Regions from separate parts of the Mus musculus genome. Here region 2 is linked to region 1. Evidence: chromatin loops called from intact Hi-C (ENCODE). Cell type or tissue: left cerebral cortex. All regions are shown on one strand. Links, peaks and the distances in the headings refer to the core of each region. The heading gives the core; the rest is flanking DNA.

Region 1 (12,282 bases), core at 3,300-8,299:
TGAGGGTGGGTGTTGAGGCCTTATGCTTAAGCTCTACCCAGTTGGAAGAGACCTTCTTCCTAATTGACTGCAGAACAGTGTCTTCTCTTGGTTGCTTTCAGATCAAGGTGTAGAACTCTCAGCTCCTTCTCCATCACCATGTCTGCCTGCCTGTTGCCATGCGTCCCACCATGGTAATAATAGACTGAAACTCTGAAACTCTGGCAGCCCCGATTAAATGTTTGTCTTTATATGAGTTGCCTTGGGTTCATTGTATATTTTGGATATTAGTCCACTATCGGATGTAGGCTTGGTGAAGATCTTTTCCCAATCTGTAAGGTTGCCTGAAGATCATTCTTAAGGTGTTTTGGTGAAGAATGTGGCTGCTTTTTGTACTTTTCTGGAGAGTCTTCCTGAGACTAAGGGGAAGAGATTCAGATTGGTTGCATTCAGGGAGGAGTTTTTTGTTTTTGGGGTTTTTTTTGGGGGGGGGGTTGTTTGTTTGTTTGTTTGTTTTTTGCCTAGCATAAACTTTGTCCTCTGGTTTACTTTCATAAAGAGCATTTTGGTCAAGCATAGCAAGCTGAGAAAGGGGAAAATGTATGGGTCATATATTAAAGAAGAAACAGGAAGTGGAATGGAGCTGAATCCTGTGTTCAAGGAGATGAATGGTTAAAGGAATGATGCCCTCAGAGCTTATTGTTTATGTGTTTGCACTTGAACAAGGGATAGTTATATCTAGGCATTATGATGACCTATTCGTTGCTTTCCTTTGGACATAGGAGATATGATCATGTGTCACATTGAAAAGGGATGAGTTGTGATGGCTATTGTTGGTGGTCGACCTGCCCATATCTGAGTTCAAGGTAAATCTACAGAACAAGTTCCAGGACAGTCAAGCTTAGGCAGGGAAGTATTTGGAAAACATAAAGCTGGTGATAATGTAATGGAACAAGGGGGCCATGTTCCAGCCCCAGCAAGCAGTAGAACATGGAAGCTTCTGCCATGTGGCTCTGGCTTTAGAGTCAATAATAGAAGGAACTACTGGGACAATTGATGCTGATTAGCTGGAGCTGAGAAATTAGCGGTGATTAAGAAGAGTCCAGCATCACTGAGGTAAAATATTCTGTGAAGTATTTTCTGAATGCACAAAAAGCTGTGTTCCAGAGATATCCAAGGTTGTACCTCATGCTGCAACTGAACTTGGTAATGTATAAGAATCATCTAGGTGGTACTAGTTTTGTAGACATGAAGGGTTCATGAAGAACAGTTGAAGCTTGGCATTCTGAGAGGCCAGGAAAGGCCATTAGTAAAGGTACAGCCTCAGTTATAGTTGACAGACCAAGACTGAATGTGTCACGCAAAGAAGTTGAGGCTTAACACCACGAAGAGAACTTATGAGAGCCTATTTGTGAAGTATAGTTGCATTGGAAGACCCAGCATATTGGAGATGCCAGTACCATCGGTTGACCAAGAACAAGCAGCAGCAATGGAGTGCAGTCAACCAAAGCTAGAATGCTACAGAGGGCAAAGCTGGAGAAGTGACCCTTTGGAGGAGCACAGAAGATCATGTGTGGATCCCATACATTAGAACAAGAAGCTGTAAGATTGAAGTTCCCTTGGGTACCCCAAGATGTTAGAGATGCCAGAGGCATGGAATGCCTGCTTAGAAAAGCTCTTAATGGAGTTGAGCCAGACCAAGAAAAAGAAATGTGTTGCAGTCAACAAAGATGAAAGGAGTTGGAGATCTGAAGAGTGCTTTTGACACCAGACATGGAGATTCAGAGTTTAGAGTTTATCAACCTGGTTTTTGGTCTTGCTTTTTTGGTCCAGTATTTCCTCATTATAACATTTTGGAATAGTAATATATATCTGCAGGAAGCGGTGCCACCACAGGCCCTGTGAAACCCACTTGCTGCCTTGCCTGAGCATGCGCAGTGAGGCTGCATGCGTGGGCTGCATGCCTGGACTGTTCCTCGTGATCGGGACCTGTCAGTCTATCTGTGAATGACCTGAGCTCGTGCCTGGAGCGTGTGTGAATTCTGATTGGATGAGGTGGGGTGGAGCTAGAAGGAGGTGAGTTGGCGAGAGTAGAGGAGTAGTTTTAGCCCTAGCCATGAGTAGTAGAGTAAGAGAAGCTGTTGTAATAGGAGTAGTTTAGCCCTTGCCCTAAGAAGAAGCTGCTGGGGAAGAGAGCTGTAAAAGAAAAAGCCTGAAGTAAAGTTGCTGCGTGAACCCAACTTGGTGTCTGAATCGTTCTTGTTGCTGCGGGCCGGAGACTGTGGAGACCGGAGACCAGGACATATATATATCTGTGTTGTTGAAAGTATATGATCTGCTTATTTATTTTGATTTTATGGGGATTATAGTTAAGAGATTGAGTGAACCTCAAAACAGACTTTGAATCTTGGACTTTTAACATTGTTGAGACTGCAAGACACGATGGACTTTTGAAGCTAGACTAAATGTATTTTGCATTATGCTATGGCTAGGTATGCCCCACCCCCATAAACTCATTAGTTAGAACAAGCCTTTGTGGGACACGGAGTGGAATGGGGTGGTTTGAATATGTCCGGTCCATGGGAAGTGGTCCTATTAGGAGGTCTGGCCTTGTTAGGGGAAGCGTGTCACTGTAGGGATGAGCTTTGAGGTCCTATGTTTTAGCTCTAGTCAATTTGGAAGAGACTCTCTTCTTAGCTGCCTGCAGAAGAGAGTTTTCTCCTGGTTGCCTTTAGACAGATCAAGACGTAGAACTCTCTGATCCTCCAGCACCATGTCTGCTCGCATGTTGCCATGCTTCCTACTGTGATGATAATGAACTGAACCTCTGAAACTGTAAGCGAGCCCCAATTAAACGTTGTCCTTTATAAGAGTTGCCTTGGTCATGGTATCTCTTTACAGCAATGGAAACCCTAACTAAGACACAGTGGATCTACCTACTACCCAGCTCCTTCATCTAAAAGTCAAAGAACACTCAGAAGATGGAGTAGAAGAGCTAGCCATGAGCAGATCTCATCAACTAAGAATAAAGCTAGAGTTTGATAGCTTTGAGACTGAAGGCAGGAGGAGATCAAACTCTGGAGTAGCTTATCTTTTATTTGCTGTTTCATGGGCTTAGAACACTGATGTTGTTCAGGAGTATACTGGATACCCACAATAAAATCCCTGTAGCAAGGATATTAACACTCAGGAAGACCTGGTACCAGTTTTAGTGCTGCAGTGGCTCTCCAGATTCCCAATGCACTCAGGAGACATCTGTGGGGAGCCGCCCTCACATTCGCCGTTACAAGATGGCGCTGACATCCTGTGTTCTAAGTGGTAAACAAATAATCTGCGCATGTGCCAAGGGTAGTTCTTCACTCCATGTGCTCTGCCTTCCCCGTGACAACTCGGCCGATGGGCTGCAGCCAATCAAAGAGTAATACATCCTAGGCGGAGAATAATTTTTCTTAAAAGGGACGGGGTTTCGCCATTCTCTCTCTTGCTCTCTTGCTCTGGCTCTTGCTTCTGGCTCCTGAAGATGTAAGCAATAAAGTTTTGCCGCAGAAGATTCCGGTTTGCTGCGTTCTTCCTGGCCAGTCGCGAGAACGCGTGTAAGAGTTGGTGCCGAAACCCGGGACGAGAAGACCTGGGACAAGAAAACCCGAGAGGAGAAAACCCGGGACGAGAAATCCTGAGATGAGAAAACCCGGGACGGTTACCATCACCGGCGCAAAGAAGATCCCTCATTCCGGAACCAGAACTGCGGGTCATGGTAATGAAGTGTTCCCGTAAAACAGACTGTTGAGAAAGATTCAACTGCGTGAATTCAAAACTCTTCAGCTGGGGAATGGTGGTAATGAAGTGTTCCCATAAAACAGACTGTTGAGAAGGATTCAACTGCGTGAATTCAGAACTCTTCAGCTGGGGAATGGTGGTAATGAAGTGTTCCCGTAAAACAGACTGTTGAGAAGGATTCAACTGCGTGAATTCGGAACTCTTCAGCTGGGGAACAGGGTACCCGTAAGTATAGCTTTACAAGGTAAGTCTGGCCTTGAACTTTCTAACGAAATTCAAGACAGTCTATCAGAAGTAAAGTGGGAAATAGCTTTACAAGGTATGTTTGGCCTTGAACTTTCTCTAGTGTTAGGAGCCCTTTTGTTCCTTTTCACATGTTATCAAGCGGTTAAGACAGGGCTGAAAATTCTAGATGAAATTCAGGGCAATCTATCAGAAGTAAAGCGGGGAGAGAGAGTAGGAGCAAAGAGGAAATATGGTACACAAAATAAGTACACAGGCCTTTCCACGGGTCTTGAACCCGAGGAAAAGTTTAGGTCAGGTAAGAATACCTGGGGAGAGATTGGAAGGAAGGAGAAGGAAAAAGAAAAGAAAAAAGATCAATCAGCGGAGGCTTCTAGGAGAAGGAGCCTATACTCATCACTAGATGAGCTCAAGGAGCCAGTTCTTAGTAGTTCTGAATCAGATGAAAAGGCTATTAGGGCCTGAAAGGCGCTCTCCCGAGCAGGTGAAGCCACTGGACAACTAACAAAGATCGTCCAGGGACCTCAGGGGTCATTCTCAGATTTTGTGGCCAGAATGACAGAGGCAGCAGAGCGTATTTTTGGAGATTCAGAGCAAGCCGCACCTCTGGTAAAACAGCTCATTTATGAGCAAGCCACACAGGAGTGCCGAGCGGCCATAGCCCCAAGAAAGAACAAAGGTTTACAAGATTGGCTCAGGGTTTGTCGGGAGCTCGGGGGACCTCTCACCAATGCAGGCTTAGCGGCCGCCATCCTCCAATCCCAAAAATGCTCCATGGGCAGAAATGAATCAACGCATAGATCTTGTCCAGGAACAACTAGATGCATTATGGCAAATAGCTCAGCTGGGATGTGAACAAAAGTTTCCGAGATTGTGCGTTACTTCCATTCAGTATGAGAAATTTACTAGGGCAGCTAATTTGTCAAAAGGTCTTTCTCAGTATATGTTACAGAATTGGATGGCTGAATTTGAACAGACCCTTCGGGAATGAGACTTCAGATCAACTCCACGCGCTTGGACCTGTCCCTGACCAAAGGATTACCCAATTGGATCTCCTCAGCATTTTCCTTCTTTAAAGAATGGGTATGGGTGGGATTATTTGGAGATACACTTTGCTGTGGATGAGTGTTGCTTCTTTGGTTGGTCTGTAAGTTTAAGGCCCAAACTAGGAGAGACAAGGTGGTTATTGCCCAGGCACTTGCAGTACTAGAACATGGTGCTTCCCCTGATATATCTATGCTTAAGCAATAGGTCGCTGGCCATTCAGCTCTTGCACCCCACGAGGCTAGTCTCATTGCACGGGATAGAGTGAGTGTGCTTCAGCAGCCCGAGAGAGTTACACAGCTAAGCACTGCAGTAGAAGGGCTCTGCGGCATATATGAGCCTATTCTAGGGAGACATGTCATCTTTCAAGAAGGTTGAGTGTCCAAGTGTCCTTCTCCCCAGGTAAAACGACACAGGACCAGACCAGGACCCCTCTGGGTGATAAACCTGGAAGGAGGTTATGTGTACGGCTCCTTTACCTGCACACTGGGGATTTGACCTCTATCTCCACTCTCATTAATATGGGTGGCCTATTGCTCTTATTAAAAGAAAAGGGGGATCTGTGGGGAGCCGCCCTCACATTCGCCGTTACAAGATGGCGCTGACATCCTGTGTTCTAAGTGGTAAACAAATAATCTGCGCATGTGCCAAGGGTAGTTCTTCACTCCATGTGCTCTGCCTTCCCCGTGACGACAACTCGGCCGATGGGCTGCAGCCAATCAAAGAGTAATACGTCCTAGGCGGAGAATAATTTTCCTTAAAAGGGACGGGGTTTCGCCATTCTCTCTCTTGCTCTCTTGCTCTGGCTCTTGCTTCTGGCTCCTGAAGATGTAAGCAATAAAGTTTTGCCGCAGAAGATTCCGGTTTGCTGCGTTCTTCCTGGCCGGTCGCGAGAACGCGTGTAAGAGACATCCTCTAGTTAAATCATTAGCTTTCACATGATCTCTGGAGTCTCGAGACAGGGAGGGAATCGGCCCAACCTACAGAATGCAAGGCTAAGTGTCTCCAGCAGAGGTTCCTAGTACACAAAGAAAAAAGACTACCTCGGTCAAGACAGCTCTGGTGGATACCAGACATTTCATCAGTGCAGACTTAGCAGCAGCATAAATCACAAGGGTAAATAGAGTCTACATTTAAGGGCCAGGTGAAGGTACTCTTAACATTTCCTGTCTCATTTTGTTGTTGTTGTTCCTTCACCCCCACCCCTGTGATTCCTTGATTTCTGTTATTACAGATTACTACATCATAGATAATAGTATTTTTACTTTATTGAGTTTTAGCATATTTTTTGTTGCTCTTCAAATATTCATGTAGTTAAATCTATGCATTTTTAAATTTAGAGGCAATATTTTTTCCTTTTCCTAGTTTCTAGTTTCTTTCTTTTTTCCAACTTTCTCCTTATTCTCTACTTTTAGTAGGATTTGTTTTTACTTTACTTTTTTCCTGACTGTTCATGCACACACACACAGACATACATGGATATGTGTGTGTATATGTGTGTGTGCGTGTGTATACTACAGGTATTTACATATGTGCATGTATGTCATGAAAGTAGAAATGAAGAAAGGATGAAAAGATCTTAAGCTAAGGGGAAATGGAGCTGATAATGGAGTATGTGTGAAAAGGAAACTGGAAAGGGGCCTAATTAGGGCATGGAATGTATGTGGTAAGGAAGCTGGAAAGTGGACTAACCAGGGCAAAGAAAGGGGATTGCTGGGTTAGAAGAGGGCATGAGGGGTGTGTGTGTGTGTGTGTGTGTGTGTGTGTGTAGGGGGGTGTCAATGGTAAGAATGAGAACAAAGCATACTGACATACATGCACAAAGATGCCTTATAATGCATTAATTTGTACAATTTCCCAAAGAATTAATTTAAAAGCATTTTGAATGAAAAGAATGGTTCAAGAGTATGTTTGGTAAAATCGACACAGATAATACACTTGTAAAAATAACAACGTACTGACAGGATTCTAAACCCAGAGAACACCGCCCAAGCTTCAGATCCACGAGCCTTTCGTAGTCACTTACATTTGGAGGTAACCGCCGTTTCCAACAACCTCTTCTTGTACACCTTCCCGTTGGCTGTGAGGGCAGAAATCAGGTCAGCAGAGGCACTGAAGCAAGGGACTACTAAAGCTCTAACGTCATGATTCACCCTAGAAGAGCCGCACTTCTGATTTACAAAAGATGGAAAACAACTCTCAAACTGAAAAATGTTCTGAATGTGTCCTCCTAGGTCCTGGGAGAATTACAGCCAACGTTCCACCCTGCTAGACCACAGCAGAGGTGTTCTAGTTGGTCCCTGTCCTCTCTTTAACTTCTCCACTTTTTTCTCCCAGAACTTTCTCAACCATTCACCTTTACACATAAACCTGTAGAATTTTGAAGTTATTTTTCTCACTGGATATAAAAAAAAAATAAAAGTAGGCACACCTTTTTCTAATACGAGATAAACTACTAACGGTGCAGATCATTGCAAACTGCAATAGCATAGTTTGGATTACTTTCTAATGAGTGGGATAGCTTCTAAAGTTTTTTGTTTGTTTGTTTGTTTGTTTGTTTGTTTGTTTTTAGCTTTGAAATATAAGTAGTCATGAAAGTTAAAAAAAAAAATTAAACAAAACTTGTGGTGTCACTCCCTATGAAAACACACAGACTGTACACCCCCTTCTAGAGCTGTGAAAGCCAGCCAGCAGTAAGAGAGTTCCCTATAACCCAAGAATGCAGTGTTTTCAGCAAATAGGCTCTTGCTATCTAGTTATGGTGGGAACAATGCACAGTGACAGTATTCTATATCGTTCTGGGGGACTCTGAGACCTCTCTGACCAACTTGTCACAAGGAGGGAACCTGAGTCTGACACTGAGATTTTTATTTAATAACCCATGTCTTCTGGGAAATCTATTGTTCACCCACATGTGAGACCTCTGCTCAAATTATTTTTCTAAAGGAAAAAAAATCATGGTTTTAATTAGCTTACAAACAAGTAGGGTTTCATGTGACTTCTTAATACTTACGGTTTTTATTTCCATTAATTTATTTATTTATTCACTTTACATCCTGATCATAGGACCCGTCTACCAGTACCCCCTCTCACACGGCCCCTCCCCTCATCTTCCCTTCCCTTTACCTCTGGTTACCAACCCACCCTAGCACCTCAAGTCACTGTAGGACTAGGCACATCCTCTCCCACAGAGGCCAGACAACGCAGCTCAGCTAGAAGAACATATCCCACATAAAGACAATAGCTTTTGGGATAGCCCCGCTCCAGTTGTTTGAGCCCCACATGAAGACCAAGCTGTACATATGCTATATGTGGGGGGAGGGCTGGGTCTACCCCTCAAATGCTCTTTTAATTGGAAGTTCAGTCTCTTGGAGCCTCCAAAGGTCTATGCTGGCTTTTGGGTTTTTTGTTTGTTTGTTTGTTCGTTCATTTTTAATGCTTACCATTAACTGGAAGCAGGCTCTCTAATTGGGAACATTCATTTTCTGTGAGCTCTATGCCCATTTTTTCCAAAGCACTTTTTATATCTTTGATGTTAACTTGTCCTCCTTAAAAATAAAGAAACTGAATGTAGGTAAGAGTGTAAATGAGACAGGAAGGCCTCTGACATTTAGAAAACATAAATATTTGCTTATTAACCAGCAGCTTCCCAAGCTCCCCACTTTGTGCCTCGAGACGATTACACCAATCACCACAAAAGCAACTGTCCCTTAAAATGGAGACTCCCCAGTTATGGGACACAGCCGTAAGGGACACAGGTTAGAGAGTATAAATCATTTACAACACCAGGGACAGTTGGTCCAAATTCAGCAGTTCTGCTTTCCTTAGTTATGAGCGGTATTATCTTTAGTTTTATCTAACTACTTAATGTGCTAGCTCAGCTCAGGGTGCTTTTGCTCCGTACAGATTTCTTTCTACTAAGAAATTAAGAACATTTACTATTTCAGGTTTACTTTTTTGTATATTTGTTTGCAACCTACTCCTGTTTATCAGACATCTCTCTGAATTTCTCTGAAAGGAGAGATGTTGGCCTTGCCCAGAATACTAGTCATCTGTCGGTCTGCATGCTTAATTCTGAGCTCTGCTCTTTGTCACCAAATGAGTAACAAAAAGGAATGACTCAGCCTACATGTCAGAGCTTTAGCTCCATGTATGCCCTAGATTGCATAGCATGGACCCATTACGCACTCTACCCAAACTCTGTTAATTTACCACATTTTCACTTGTTTCTTGTATTGTCTTAAAATGGCTTAACACATGCTGTGTCCATAGCGTTTTGACTGTGACCCAACCTTTCTGTTCTGTTCTCTGGGCTTTCTTACTTAATGTTAAATACGTAAGCTTTGATTGCAACAAGAAAAAAATTCTTCCTGGAGTTCATAGTATACATATTAAGGTATAGTTTAGAGTATATCTTGGAGAATAGAGAACTTTCTATCAAGGCACTACACTGGCATATATTAAATATGGGAAATCCAAAGTTAGAGTGATCATGTAATATATCATGCACAGAACTACTTAGAGTATAAAAGGCAGTTAAAATAATTTAAATTTGTCCATCTCACTGGTAAACCATAATTGTCTAGAGAAGAAAAATGCTCTTATGAAAAAAAGTAGATAGTTTAGGCTTCATGGAATATGAAATGTTTATCACAACTACATAGCTTTATCATGACAGTGTGAGAGAAGGTATCAATAGTACAGAAGCTAACAGAGATGACTACCATACAATAAAATGTTTTCCCCAAAAATTATTTGGCCGAAAGTTGTAGTTGGCCACTTGGTGTTCTGGATAATTACATAGAAATATTTTCTGAACTGAAGTGATAAAATGATAGAATGAAATGTGAGAGTCAGACGGAAAGCATCAGAATGTGTGTGGGTGTAAGAGGAAGGCCATTAAGCAGAGCTCTCTCTCACCTGTAACTTTTGTCACTGCAAGTATCAGTTGACTGAGTGGAATTTTTTCATCATCTGTAAGAAAATGCAAATTTTATCATTAATTTTTAAAAGCCTCATGTAAAACAAATCAGAAGCTGGTAAACTGAAAAAGAAGAGACAACCCAAAATCCATTAAGTTTTAATCTATATCTTTTATCTTTATCTCTTTATCACTCTTAAGAATACAAACCACAGATATTCTATCTAAACTCCACATATCAGAGGGGAAATTATGCCAATTTTAATAGAAAAACGAGAAAGCACTATTCTTCCCTTCTACAAAATTGCCCTCCTGCACATCCTGCCCTTTTGAGAATGTAGGAATGAGACTCTTTATGGTATCTATTTTTACATTTGATCATAGCTAAAATTCCAAGAAGCAATACACTGAGTCTTAAATACGATTGAAGCACTATCAAGGCAAAAACCACTTTACAGGCAGGATACAATAGAAATCAGTTGTTTTGTTTTGTTTTGTTTCAATAAGGGAAGACTCTGAGCTGAAGATAAAGAACTGATTTTTTTTTAGCAAATAAATGAAGCTCATAAGATGTATACATAAATATATATTGTTTATAAAAAACTGTAGCATGGGAGTGAAATGATGGATGGACTCAGGACAACTATTTGAGGAATATTAAAAAGATCACAATTAAGTCATTGCTTCTCATTCTTAGTCTCTGAGCTGCACCTTTACTCTGGTCTTTGTGAGGTTGTGACTGTGTCACTGTGTATGGTGACCTTAAGATCTAGAAGAATGCCAACCAATTGGCTCAGCAGGCAATGGTACTTGATGCCCAGTGAACTTAGACCCCCGTGATGTACTGTGAGAACTGATTCCTTCAAATGGTCTCAGTGCTCCCCACATGCAATGTGACATGTACAATTGTGCGAAGCATCCATAGTCCCATGGCTAGTTGTTTCCGCCTCACCTTGCTAGTTCATAGCTCGCCTCTAAGACACTAATGAACTTACGGGTCTCTTCCTCAGATAGCAGAATCCTCATTAGGCTCTCTTGCTCCTTTGATATAAGCTTCACTCCCAGGTTTTCCAGGACAGACTCCACATTACCAAGTTTAACTTCTCCTTCTGTAAAGCCACACAGGAATAGAAAAGGAATTTAAGACACAAGTGTATTTTTGCACATGCACTATCTGAATTTAAAGGTTTTAGTTTTTACTGTAATGAAGACAGAAGAGAAAAATGCACTTAAATGAATAAGACTTTTATTCATTTTGTTTGAACTTCCATTTAGCTCATATAAGAGCATTAAATAACCAATATAAAAATCAGAAACCAGACAGTAAGGAAGCTCACTGGGGAGAGACCCTTGCCTCCAAGCCCGAGGAACTGAGTTTGATCTCTGGGACTGTCATGGTGGAAGGAGAGGATCAATTCCCAACAAGTTGTCCTCTGTACATGCACACACACACACACACACGGAGAGACAGAGACATAAACAGAAACACAGAGAGAGACAGACACAGACAGACACAGAGAGAGGGAAACAGAGACAGAGGGGGGGGCAGAAACAGCAGAAACAGGAACAGATATGATAGAGATGAGAGAGAGAGAGAGAGAGAGAGAGAGAGAGAGAGAGAGAGAGAGAGAGAGAGAGGAGAGAAAGAAACAATCCATGAAATGAGATCTGGGGAATCTTCCCTTTGCTGTGATGGGTTATAGGTCACCATGTCCAGTTTTTATCATATAGTATGGGTATGTGCAAGAAGGTAACACGAGGAGGACTCAACTGGACCACTTTGGTTGCAGAGATCATTAAGAGTGATGTCAGTTGGAGGCTGGACAGATAGTTGCTGGGCAGATGTCCTAAAAATAGGCCTTTGGGATTGCTGTTGTTGTGTCTTATTAAGGTCTTACTGTGTAGCCCTGGCTGGTCTAGAACAAACTGTGTAGACCAGGCTGAGATTGTTGTTGTTTATTTATGTTGTTGGAGGTAGGGTTTTCCTGTATCATTCTGTTTTTGTCTGACTGAACTCATGACTCACTATCTCAGTCTGGTAAATGCTAGATATTTTGATTATATATGGCTATACCTAGCTAGGAATATTGTGTGTGTATGTGTGTGGTGGTGGTGGTGATGGTGGTGGTGGTGGTGGTGGTGGTGGTATTTTTGTGCAAGGCTGTGACCTTGACAGTATCATAGAAATTATGATGAAAATATATGAATAGACAATCTGCACAAAGGGATATAGACAATGACTCAGGCTCGAAACAACTAAAGCAAACCTTAAAGGTTTCAGATGTCTCTGCTTTTCTCTTCACACTCTTCACTTACCA
Region 2 (12,282 bases), core at 3,118-8,117, 270 kb after region 1:
CCTGGCCTTCCTTCTCTCCAGGCAGGAAGATCTCCCCACCCCCCTACCCCCCACTCCCCACACCACTCCCCCCCACACACACACCCCTGCCCTCCTTTGTCTATTGCTTCTCTCCACTCTTGTGTCCCATCACCTTCCCACACTCAGAGGCTCGTAGTCCTTGAGAAACCCCCAGGGCTGTCTTCACCTGCCCTCCTCCCCCTGTTTCTTAGATTCGTCCTTTGGCCCTTTGGGTCTGTATCTGGACCCTCACATCCACCCCGTCGGTGCGCAGAGGATTCTGCGTAGTAAACCTTCAGACCCGGACTGTCCTAAGTCACTTTCTAAAGTTTCTAAACATGGAGGTCGGAGGACAACTTGGAAGAGTCAGTCCTCCCCCTTCACCACATGGGTCCTGGGGATTGAACTTGGGTCATCAGGCAAGCATCTTTAACCTCTAAGGAATCTCAGCAGCCCAAGACATATGTTAGTAATTACAATGTTTCTCCTGTGCATACAAAGTTTTCCATTTTTATAAAAACACAATAGCTCGTGGAAAACAAAGACTTTAAATATTTTCCTACCATCATTCCTCAGTATGTATTCAATTAGTGTGACTTCGGATTGGACTGTTAGAATGTTTAATTTTAAAATTTGCAGTTTGAGTTGCTGCCTTGCCTTTATTTAAAAATCATTAAAGGAGGGTTAAGGATGTGGCTCAGCCAGGAGAGTGCTTGCCTAACAGTGGGCAAGGCCCTGGGTGTGGTGACACATACACTTCCAATCTCAGCACTTGGGACATAGAGGCAGGACGGTCAGGGTTGAAGGGTCAGAGGTAAAAGTCAGCTTTGGTTATGTATAATGAATTCAAAGGACTGCATCCAAAATTGATTAAGGGCTGCTGGCAGGAAGTTGGCTCTCTTCATGGATGTGGCCCCTTTGAGGTTGCCCACAGTCCAGCAGACAGCCTGGTAGCTATGCACGTGCTGACAGCACTAAGGAGATTCCGAAGTCAGTCTGAAAAGGGAGAGTTCATAAGTCTGCAAGAGAATCATGGGAGGGAAGGTTAGGAGAAGGATTGTAAGGGAAGGAGATAGGACGTGGGTTTGATCAAAACATTATATGCATGCATGAAATTCTCCATTAGCAAAAAAACAAAAAAAAAATCCTAATTGTTAAATGAATTTTCGGTTGAGATCGGAGGAGAGGAGCAATTTCTGAAATAACCCTGAATGTATTGCTAGCATTTCATATGCTGTATTGGTGTAAATTAGTACTGTGTCCTATGTATTGGTTTTCTTTGTAGCAACGGTTATAAAAATCAAGTATCAAGCAACTCAGGAAAACACTGAAGATGATCTAGATTTGTTTTCTTAATTAAATGCTTAGACGTGATTTAATTCTCCGTCTAAAAGTGACCAAGCACATCCATCTTTTACATGCAAATTGGCTTTTATCTTTAGTCAGCGGTACAACAATATGAATGTCAAAGGATTGTTTTAAAATATATTTCATCAGGGCTGGAGAGATGGCTCAGCAGTTAAGAGCACTGACTGCTCTTCCAGAGGACCTGAGTTCAATTCCCAGCAACCACATGGTGGCTTACAATCATCTATGATGGGATTCAATGCCCTCTTCTGGTGTGTCTGAAGATAGTGACAGTGTACTCACATACATGAAATAAATAAATCTTTAAATATATTTATATATGTATTTAAATGTATAAATATATTTAAATATATGAATATATATTTAAAGATTATATATGATTTATATATTATCATTTATTTATATATAATATATGTATGTATATGTATCATCATGATTCTGTGTGGGTGCTGAAAATCAAGCCAGGATTCTCTGCAAGAACAGCAAATGTTTCTAACCACTGTGCCATCCCACCAGGCCAGCCCAATTTTCTTTTATAGTGCCTCTCTTATAACATCTGCCTTCTACTTGGTACACTTTACATGTGGTGTGCAAAGACACTACTCTGCTTCCATGCTAGACTTAATATTCCTTAAGGGCAAGAATTTGATGCTATTTGAGTCTATAAAAACAACAACAACAACTCAAAAGTCCAAGCAAACTATCAGCCAGGCACTAGCATATATTACAAAGGCTTTGTTCTAATTCAAGGGCGAGGAGGGATTGTGACACTGCATGATGAGCAAGGCTCTGGGTTTTATTTCCGTGAGAAGAGATGAGAAAAGAGGGAAAATTAATTCTAATTAAAACAATATCAGCAATAAAATACCTCAGATAAATAGCAAGGTAATGTATGAATCTCGCTACATTCCAATTAGTGACAGCTTTTTACATTAGTCTTGGCCCTTTTCTTTTTTTTTTAATTTGGATTTATTTATTCTTATTCTGTGCGTATGGGTTTTTGCCTGTGTGTATGTCTGTGCACTACATGTGAGCCTGGTGCCTGTGGAGGTCAGGAAAGATCATTGGATCCCTTAGAACGAGAGTTACAGACCGTTGTGAGCAACCATGTGGGTGTTGGGAATCAAACCCGCGTCCTCTTAGCAGCTGAGCCATCTCTCCAGCCCCCGTCCCTTCTTGTGGAAGCTCAGAGGAACTGAGTTGAGAACTGAGATGGGTGGGAATTGAATGGAGAAGGAGCAGGACTAAGGAGACCATCATTTGAGTCTCCTGTGATGCCCCAGGCATGAGAAGGTGAAATCAGACCAAACCAGCCAGACTCAGCAGCTAGCTCACCGTGTTCTCTGACATCAAAGTCTCCCATGGAAAACAGACACTCTAGCTCTCTGTCCCTACATCAGCTCAGTTACACCGTGATGCTTCTGTCGCCAACAAGTCATAGCATATCTGATGTCGGCAAATACAAAATGACTAATATTCTTTGCAACTAGAGGCTGGAGAGATGGCTCAGACGTTAAAAGTACGTACAGCTGAGAACCAGAGTTCTATTCCCAGCACCCTAGTTGGATAGCTCACAACCAACTACAACTCTGCAGACACCTCCACTCACATGCACAAACCTACACAGACACACTCACGCACATAAGTAAAGAATAAATCTTTGGCCAGGTGGTGGTGGCACAGGCCTTGAATCCCAGTACTCCAGAGGCAGAGGCAGGTGGATCACTGAGTTTGAAACCAGCCTGGTCTACAGAGTGAGTTCCAGGACAGCCAGGGCTACACAGAGAAACTGTGTCTTGAAAAAAAACCCAAATACATACATACATACATTCATACATTCATACATACATACATACATACATCTTTGAAAGTACTCTTTTACATATGACCAATGTTCGTGAGATGGAAATTATTCTTATTTGACAATGGACTCCATCCTAAAGAAAAGCTAAACTAGGAGGGGAAGGAGCCTGTAAGTGCTGAGCGCCAAAGACAGGGAGGGAACACGACCGTGGTCCTCGGAAGATGGAAGCCCAGTGCAAAGCATCAGGCTCTGAGAAAAGGACATTGGAAATGTGACTCCAGTAGTAGGGGAGTCTGCATCCAGGTGAGGGGCACGTGCCCTACACAGATCCAGAAAGTTCTGGAAGGAGCACCGGGGGAGCACGGGGCATGGCAACAAACAGGTGTAACCCTAAGGGTCAGGAAGCAGAGCAGGAGCAGGCCGGCTCTGTGATGAGACAACCCCTGAGCTGAGGCAGAGGAGTTCCGGGAGGACGTTCCCATTGCCAAAAGAGGGACCACAGGAGAAAAAGCAGCAACTGCCTCCCTAAACCAAAGTAAGCCCCCAAGGAAGGGCAAGGGTCAGGGGTCAGGGGTCAGGGACCAGGGGATGGAAATAAAACACACGTTCTGGGAAAAATGAGAAGAACTGTTGTCAAGTTCATGGTGGCCTGGGAGGAAGACTGGCCTGGCCAGATGCAATGTCAAAACATCCAGTGAGAAGATAAACAGAATCCCACAAAGGCTCCAAACAGCACTTCTTGACCTTGTATGGATCTCTGACCCCTCCCCCCGCCCCCCCGGAAAATATGATAGCAAAGCACAAAGCCTGTTCTTGGAAAAAGGAGTACACAGAGGCCTGCGAGAGTCTTTTATGGTTAAGAATTCCTGTTTCTGCGCACAAGGAATGAGTGGTACTCGGCAGGGAAATTCTAGCTATGTAGTTTGCAAACAATTAAATAAGGAAACAGGTGAGACTGACGGGGCTGAAGGAAGAGTTCCACAGCATTTTCTCATACGTCAGGACGGGGAAAGCTAAGTGCTCTCCTTACAGACCTCAAGTTATGACAAGGAGCTGGCAAAGAAAACCTTAGAACACCTGAGTTCAAAGTGGGATTGAAACACAATCTTAAAGTCTGGGGGTTAGCTCGGGTAGTAAAGAGCCTGCCACACAAGGGTAAGGATCTGAATTCGGATCCTCAGACCCCACATAAAAATTGGCATAGGCTGGTCAATGCCTGTAACCACAGGACTGGGGTGGGGGAAGAGGAGCAGATACAGAAACAAGTAGATTCCTGAAGCTCGTTGGGCAGCCAGCCTTGTCAAATAAATGAGCTTCCAGTTCCCTGAGAGACCCTGTCTCCAAATAAATAGAGGGAGAGGGAGGCGTGGGGGTGGGGGTGGGGCACAACTGGCATCTACCTGTGGTCTCTGTATCCATGTGCACACACATGTGCGCCTGCGCACACACACACACCAGACACACACAGACCTACAGAAAAAACTACAAACACCACATTCATCAACCAATAAATATAGAAAGATAGACGGACAGATTCAATGTTAAAAAGTGGCAAACAGCCAGGCGTGGTGGTACACACTTTTAATCCCAGCACTCGGGAGGCAGAGGCAGGCGGATTTCTGAGTTTGAGGTCAGCCTGGTCTGCAAAGTGAGTTCCAGGACAGCCAGGGCTATACAGAGAAACCCTGTCTTGAAAAAAAAAAAAAAAGAAAAGAAAAGAAAAGAAATCTACTCATGTGCATTATTTCGAGTGAGTTCTCTCTCACCACTTCAGGTTCAAAGCCCATATACACAAGATTCTTTCTATCCAACATAAGGCTGTGGAGCTGAGTTCAGATCCCAGCATCCATATACAAAAGCACCTCCAGCAGCTACCTCTGTGTCCTAGTGAGGAGTAGTGTGGCTGTGATGAAGCACTATGACCAACCGTAAGCTGGGAAGGAAAGTGTCTATGTGGCTCACACTTCCACGTCCTAGTCCATCACCGAAGGAAGTGAGGAACTCAGAGAGGGCAGGGACCTGGAGGCAGGAGCTGATGCAGAAACCATGGAGGGATGCTGCTTACTGGCTTGTTTGTGCATCCTTGCTTGTTCAGCTGCTTTCTTATAGAACCCAGGACCCAGCCCAGAACAGCACCACCCACAATGGGCTGGGCCCATCAATCTCTAATTAAGGAAATGTCCTATAGGCTTGCTCAGTCTTATGGAGACATTTTCTCAGTTGAGGCTCCCTTCTCTCTGATGATGCCAGCGTGTATCAAGTTGACGTAAAACTAGCCAGCATCGTCTGTAATCCCTCTATAGAGGGAGAGAGAAGTGGGTCCCTAGAGCTCACTCTCCAGCTGGTTGTACCAAATCAGTGAACTCCAGGTTCAGTGAGACATCTAGTCTCAATGAATGAATGAATGAATGAATGAAGTAGAAGGCAAGCAAGAAAGCTCATCAGTGAAGAGTGTCCTCTGCTCTTCCACAGGACCTGAGTTCAGTTTCCTGCATCCATATCAGACAGCTCACAACTAAACACAGACACACACACCATACACACAATTAATTAACTAAGCATAAGAAAAAAGTTTTAAACATGACGCAGTCTGCCTTTTTACCTTACAAGCTATGGAACCAAGACAAAGTGGGAACATGATTTAGGAGCCAAACTGGGTCATGCCAGGAATTCATATTTCCACAACAATGTCCTCTCTGTGACCTGCATTGCCAAACGTTGTGATGAAGCTTGCAGGCTAACTAACGGCTGTGCTTCCTTTTAAAATAAACAAGCTCTGCGTTTGTCTAAAGGCTCAAAGATAAGCTAAGTGACTCCTGGAGTTTCTTCCAGCCCAGGCTAAGCACCTCAGACACACACTCGGGCTTCCTGCTGGAAGCACACTGTTGCAATTCCGCCATCTACTGGTAAGAACTGAACATGGCACCCTAGCCATCACCAACATACATTACCTTAAATGACCCAGTAACCAGGGTTTTTGCAGGACGCCAAGCACATGGTGGCACTGTGCTGCTAAACACTGCCTTCGGGTGATTACACGACCCTAGAAATCTAAAAGGTCTCTAGCTCTGACATCTTCAGCTGTCTCAACCCAGTGGCTCTGTTACGGAGAACAAGCTGAGAGTTCTGTTTAAGGGGTGTGTTCATCTATAACAGTGGGGAAAGCATCAGGGAAGGGGCAAGTCTGAGTCGTATCTCAAAGGGTTAGAATAATTTTAATGTTGCTGCCCTACTGATCAGTCAGGCAAGATGCACCCCCACCACAATGGTAGCAAATCGGAGACTGGCTCCACAAGAACAAAAATCACATCTGATACTGTAAAACTGGCCAAAACTGGCTGGGAGATCAGAGCCCTTAGTGAGGAAGGGGCAGCTCTTGTTGTGCTAAGTGGATGTGATATGCTTCTCCTGGCTTTCTCTGCTATTACACAAGCCAGTATTCTGTGCCTAGGGAATGGTACCACTCTCAGTGGCTGGGTCATCACACCTCAATTAATATAATCAAGATAATCCCTCATACACAGACAAGCCCACAGGCCAACCTAATTACATAATTCCCCATTGAGACTACCTTCTCCTGTGATTCTAGATTGTGTCAAGTTGACAATTACCACCAACTCAAAAATATTTGGGCATTTTTGTTGTTGATGATAATGGTGGTGGTGGTGATGATGATGATGGGAACTGAGCCATAGATGGTAGACAAGAGCTGACCAATGAGCTATGTTCCCAGCCATTACTATCACTATTATATCTGAATGTTCTTGAATGGGGACTATAGTTCCCACCTCCTGGGCTGCTGGAAATGGCTGTTATCTTCTCAGCACAGGGACAGTCACACAGTAAGAGTTCAGGACATTGATTGTGGGTTGTTTTGTTTGTTTGTTTGTTTGTTTGTTTATCGCTCTGAAATTTGCATTTGTCCTCAAAGGTGCCAATTTCATGGTCACATCATCTCTAATGACCACTTTCCTCAAATCCTTCCCACAGGTAGCAGAGACTGTGGGCCGGATCAGGAACTCGGTACTGAGTTGGGGAAGAAGGCAGGGGCGTCCTTGGGAGGGGGAATTCTCCAAGCCAGGTTCTGTTCACAGCCTCCGAGTCATTCCCTCTGATAAGGGGACTTTCCAGAAAGCTGCACTTCCGACCTGGAGCAGACTGCTCCATGGAACCCTGAACGGAGGTGGCTGAGACGGGCCTTTAGGGTCTTCCTCACAGCAACTGCCCTGTGTCCCATCACTTCCCATCAACCCATAGCAGGGCCAGAGCCTTCCTTAAGTCATCCCCATTGAGGTAAAAGGACAGGAATCTCTTCCATCTTCATGACGGTCCCCAACACAACAAAGGAAACATACTGACCATGGCAGTTCCCACAGAGTAGGAAAAGCTCCAGAGCCTTTTCATCAGTGGACAAGATGGCCAAGAAGCACCAAGCACCTCAGCTCATCAGAACAGCTCCCACATGGGGAGACAGTATACAAGGGACTTCAGTGCCTGAGGGTGTGTGCAGGATAGCAATGACACCAGCCCTGGACCTCAGTGGAAGGAGACCAGTGAATGCACTTCCGTTTTTGTTTGAGTGTGGTTTGGCTGGTGGGTTGGCTATTGTTTTGCTGTTGTTGTTTTGTTAGAGGTTTTATAGATGTATCTAATTTTTCCCCTTTGATTTTGTTTATGAAACAAGATCTTTCTATGTAGCCCTGGCTATTCTGGAACTCACTACGTAGTGAGTCTGGTCTGTTTTTCAGGTACCAGGGGCACCATGCTCAGAGGAAGCACCTCATGTGCCCACATCAAGAAACCAGGACCAAAAGCAAAAAATAAAAAATAAAAATAAAAACCATGCTCCCATGCTCTATTGGGACAACACGGTGGCGTGTTCCTCAGCTATAAAAGGTTGGCAATTTAGACACAAACTACAACATGGATGACACGGGATGGATAGGACAATCGCTGCATGAGCTCATTTATCTAGAGTAGTCAAAGTCACATACACAAAACACAGAGTGCTGATTGACTGGGGTGTGGGTGGCACCAATAAGTACTTCCCGGGAAAGGACCCAGAGCCCATTGCATGCTGGGCAAGTGCTCTACCATTGAGAGACATCTCCACTTCATGTAAATAGTCTTTCTTTTCCCCCTTTTAAGATGGTGCGTGTGCGTGTACGTGTGCGTGTGCGTGTGTGTGTGTGTGTGTGTGTAACATGTGCATGAAGGTGTCCTCAGAGGCCAAGATGGCGTTGGACTCCCTGAAGCTAGAGATACAAGTGCATATGAACCCCTGGACATGGGTGCTGGGAGCCAAATTCAGGGTCCTCTGTAAGAGTAGCAAGCACTCTTGACCCATGAGTCATCTCTCCAGCTCTACAATGTGACTGTCCTTAACACTGTTGATTGTAAAATTGCTTATTGCGCTAAAGTCTGTATTCTAGGTGTTTTAAAGTGCTGGGGACCTAACATAGACTAAGCAAGTGTGGAGCTAACACGGAGCTAATTTTTTTTTTAAAGCAGGATCTCTTGTAGCCAAAGCTGGCCTCAAAATCACTATGTAGCTAAAGATGATCGGACCTGCCTTCACCTCTCCACCACTGGGATCACAGCTGTGTGTTTCCAGGTCTGGAGCTATTTCCAGGAGGGGAAAGGAGAGGAAGAAGCAGAGACTGGGTGAGGGACCCTGACAGCCCCAGGGGGTCACTTCCCACTTCCTACCTCCTGAGGGGCGGGGAGGGTAGAAAAGAAACTTTGTGGTCCTTACTTCTGCCTGCCCTTCAAAGGCCTCTCCCTCATGTGTCTGACGCCTCTACTTCTAGATGAATCCTCGGCCTTTTGGCTTTGTCTCCACGATCCAAATCGTTTCTCAAGAATACAAGGCCTCAGGTGACATTATCTCACACACACACACACACACACACACACACACACACACACACAAATTAACTCCATTAATTAATGTTTAAAAAAACAAAACAAAACAAAAAACAAATCAACGGAGGGATTAATGAAACTCCAAGCTGGGGCTCTTTATTTCCAGGGAAGGTTGTGGGTCAGAGAAGCCATGTGAGTCCAATACTCCGTAACAGTAACAGCCGCTGTGGATCTCTTGCTTTCTCACGCAGGGCCAAGCACCTGAAAGACAGTGCCAGGTGAAGAGAGTGTGCAGCTCCCACATCCCACGCCCTCATCAGAGCCCTATCACTGCGAGGGCGCTACACCAAGGGGCTGAAGGAAAGAGGCATAAGTCAGGGGCTTCACCCTGGAGTGGGCTTTGCCTCACCCAGAGCCTGTGCTGTGCCCAGGCCCGAAAGACCTAGGGAGAGACAACAGGGTCTAAGAGTAAAGGTCAAAACAGGACATGGCCCGATAGTTGTTGTTGTTATTGTCTGTTTGTTTGGGGGTTTTGGTTTTGGTTTTTGGTTTTTGTTTTCCTCTGGAGCTGAAGTTAGAGACAATAGTGAACTCCTATGTGAGTTGTGGCAATGAAACCTGAGTCCTCTGGAAGAGCAGCAAGTGCTCTTAACAGATGAGCCATCTCTCCAGCCCCCATAAGGAGAGGGGATTTTTTTTTAAGATTTATTTATTTATTATATGTAAGTACACTGTAGCTGTCTTCAGATGTGCCAGAAGAGGGCATCAGATCTCATTACAGGTGGTTGTCAGCCACCATGTGGTTGCTGGGATTTGAACTCAGGACCTTCAGAAGAGCAGTCAGTGCTCTTAACCTCTGAGCCATCTCTCCAGCCCGGTTTTGGTTTTTTTTAATGCCAGCTTGAGTTATCTGAGAAAAGGAACCTCAGCTGAGAAAATGCCTCTATCAGATCAGGCAAATCTGTAGGATTTTGTTTTGTTTTTTGTTTTGTTTTGTTGATTAATGATTGATGTGGGAAGGTCCAGTCCACTTGAGGGAGTGCACTGTCTTTCAGGTGCTTGGCCCTGTGTGAGAAAGCGAGAGATCCACCGCGGTTCTTAGGAGTATTGGACTCACACGGCTTCTCAATTGTGAGACACCCCTCAATTGTGTAAGAAGCAGGCTGAGAAAGCCACGAGGAGCACAAGGAGCAAGCCAGTTCACAGTGCCCCTCTGTGACCTCTGTCTCAGTTCCTGCCTCCAGCTTCCTGCACTGAGTTCCTGCCCTGGCTTCCCACAGCCCTGATGGGACCTGGGACCTGAGAGCTGTAAGCCGAATAAACCCTGCCCTTCCTAGGTTACCTTTCGGTCATGGTGTTTATCACAGCAATAGAAACCTTACCTCAGAGAAGGCAGAAGACAGGGGGCAAGAGGTTATAGAGTTAAGGAGAGAGGGCTGGAGCCCCCACCCCCCACCCAAGCCCCAGGCTGCCCTCCTATCTTAGCCCCACATCCCAGGCACAAGACTTCCAGGCCACATGGTACTGTCTGCCCATGAGCCCCAGAAGGACCTTGAGGAAGAAGTAGAACTCACCCTGGAGAAACGTGCTTTACCCAGACATGATGTGCTTGACAAAGGCTAGGAAAAGAGAAGGAGAATCAGCCACAGCGCCCCCTGGAGCTCTGCCCTCCTCTCCACTCCTTAAACTTCTGTCCCCATACTTTCAACCTTGCCACACCCTCTCTGCAGGTGGCAGCTCTCTTATTGGAGGGCTGGTGGAGAAGGTATAAGAGCAAAGGGACCCTACACTCTGCTGTGTCCCCTCTGTGCTGACGTCAGACAGACAATGCATAAACGGCATCGTCACTACAGACCCCACAACCTTAAGGAAGGTGTCAGCATGCCCACTCCCCATCTGAGAAGACTGAGGCTCAAAGATAGGAAGTGACTTGTTCTAAGTCACAAGGATGGTTTATCACAGAGCTCTCCTGAGCCAATGAGATGGATCAGTGGGTAAAATCTCTTGTCACAAAAGCCTCACAACCTGAGTTCAGTCCCCAGGAACCAATGGCAGAAGGAAGTATTGATCTCTGAAAATTGTCTTCTGACCTCTGAACACGGATGTGCACCTGTACCCACACCCATAGCATATGTACACGCACAATAATAATATACATGTTAGTGTCTCTTCTATCATACCAGATACTCACTCCCAAGATGGAGAAAACAGCACCCAGTTAGAATCTGCCACAACCCATCTGAGACACACATCCTGCAGCCTCTGGGCTGGCTCATCCCATCCCACGCCGCTCTTCCCCTGGGCACTTCAGAAAGCAAGGAAAGACCTTACCTTCATAGTTGATGCAGCCATTGGCATCCTCCTGCCCAGACAACAGCTGCTCCACCTCTGCCTCGCTCATCTTCTCTCCTGAGGGTGTGGGAACGGGGTCTTAAAGGCAAGTGGCCAAATAGGGGGAACTGAAGCACTCATAAGGCTTAGAGCCCACCCTGGGTCTTTGAAATGGTTAGTGCCACACCTCAGCGAAAGCTCTGGCAGGATCTCCGGATATGCTCTGAGGCCTCTCCCCTCTGCCTCTCCCCTCTGCCCACAGCACAGTGGTAAGGTTGGAAAACAGGCCCTGGATTAGAATTTGCCAAAGGCGGGGGCCCTTAGATACACCCCACCTTATGCCCTTGGCCCCTCTTATCCAGACATTCGCATGCGGCTTTCATCCCCGCCCAGCGGACGTACCCAGGGTAGCAAGGACATGCCGAAGCTCTGCACCCATGACTGTGCCGTTGCTTTCTTTGTCAAAGACCCGCAGCCCCTCCACGAAGTCCTCATAGGTGCCCTGCTCCTTGTTGCGGGAGATGTGTTGCAGGATGGGCAGGAACATCTCGAAGTCCAGTGTCTTGGAACTCATCTCTTTCAAAGCGCATGATGGCAGACAGAGACCACCACGTAAGTAGATGCTCAGGGTGGGGGTAGGGGTGCGGGTAGAGGGGAGGGAGAAAGAGGTCTCTTCCCAGCCCTGACAGTGCAAGGCTTAGGTCCCAACTGCTTCTGGGTGAGACGCTCCACCAATGGCAGGCAGAGTCATGGAGATAAACCAATAGGATTGAAAAGAACAAACGCCTTGTAATTGTAATTGTAATTCTGCGCTGGGCCGGGTCATTAGACCATTTCTGTATGGGTGCTGAAATCAATCACATTTAGACATTGACCCCCACACTGACCTTCAGGCTTGGGTTTGCCCAAAACGC

The links. Peaks named below come from ENCODE experiments on the same cell type or tissue, not always from the same donor. Only the 100,000 strongest peaks of a DNase experiment are listed, where the experiment ranks them.
Region 2: it touches region 1 in a loop (2.2-fold over the local background); 2 of 42 quality-filtered maps call a loop at or near these places.

The regions. Positions count from the first base shown.
Region 1 is chr11:104,853,283-104,865,564 of GRCm38, reverse strand. It overlaps Gm11639, which reads right to left. Exons shown (of 108, transcript XM_017314877.1): 27 at 12,281-12,282; 28 at 10,960-11,073; 29 at 9,964-10,017; 30 at 8,487-8,591; 31 at 7,070-7,123. Among named protein-coding and RNA genes, the nearest start is that of Gm11639, 78 kb to the right of the region's middle. In left cerebral cortex, for the core only: a CTCF peak has its summit at 6,058; a DNase peak (open chromatin) is centred at 6,036.
Region 2 is chr11:104,584,101-104,596,382 of GRCm38, reverse strand. Myl4 (myosin, light polypeptide 4) reads right to left here. Exons shown (of 7, transcript NM_001355755.1): 3 at 12,256-12,282; 4 at 11,771-11,944; 5 at 11,369-11,446; 6 at 10,612-10,656; 7 at 9,168-9,298. The coding sequence ends at 10,628. Among named protein-coding and RNA genes, the nearest start is that of Myl4, 13 kb to the right of the region's middle. In left cerebral cortex, for the core only: a CTCF peak has its summit at 6,083 (motif pointing left); a DNase peak (open chromatin) is centred at 6,080.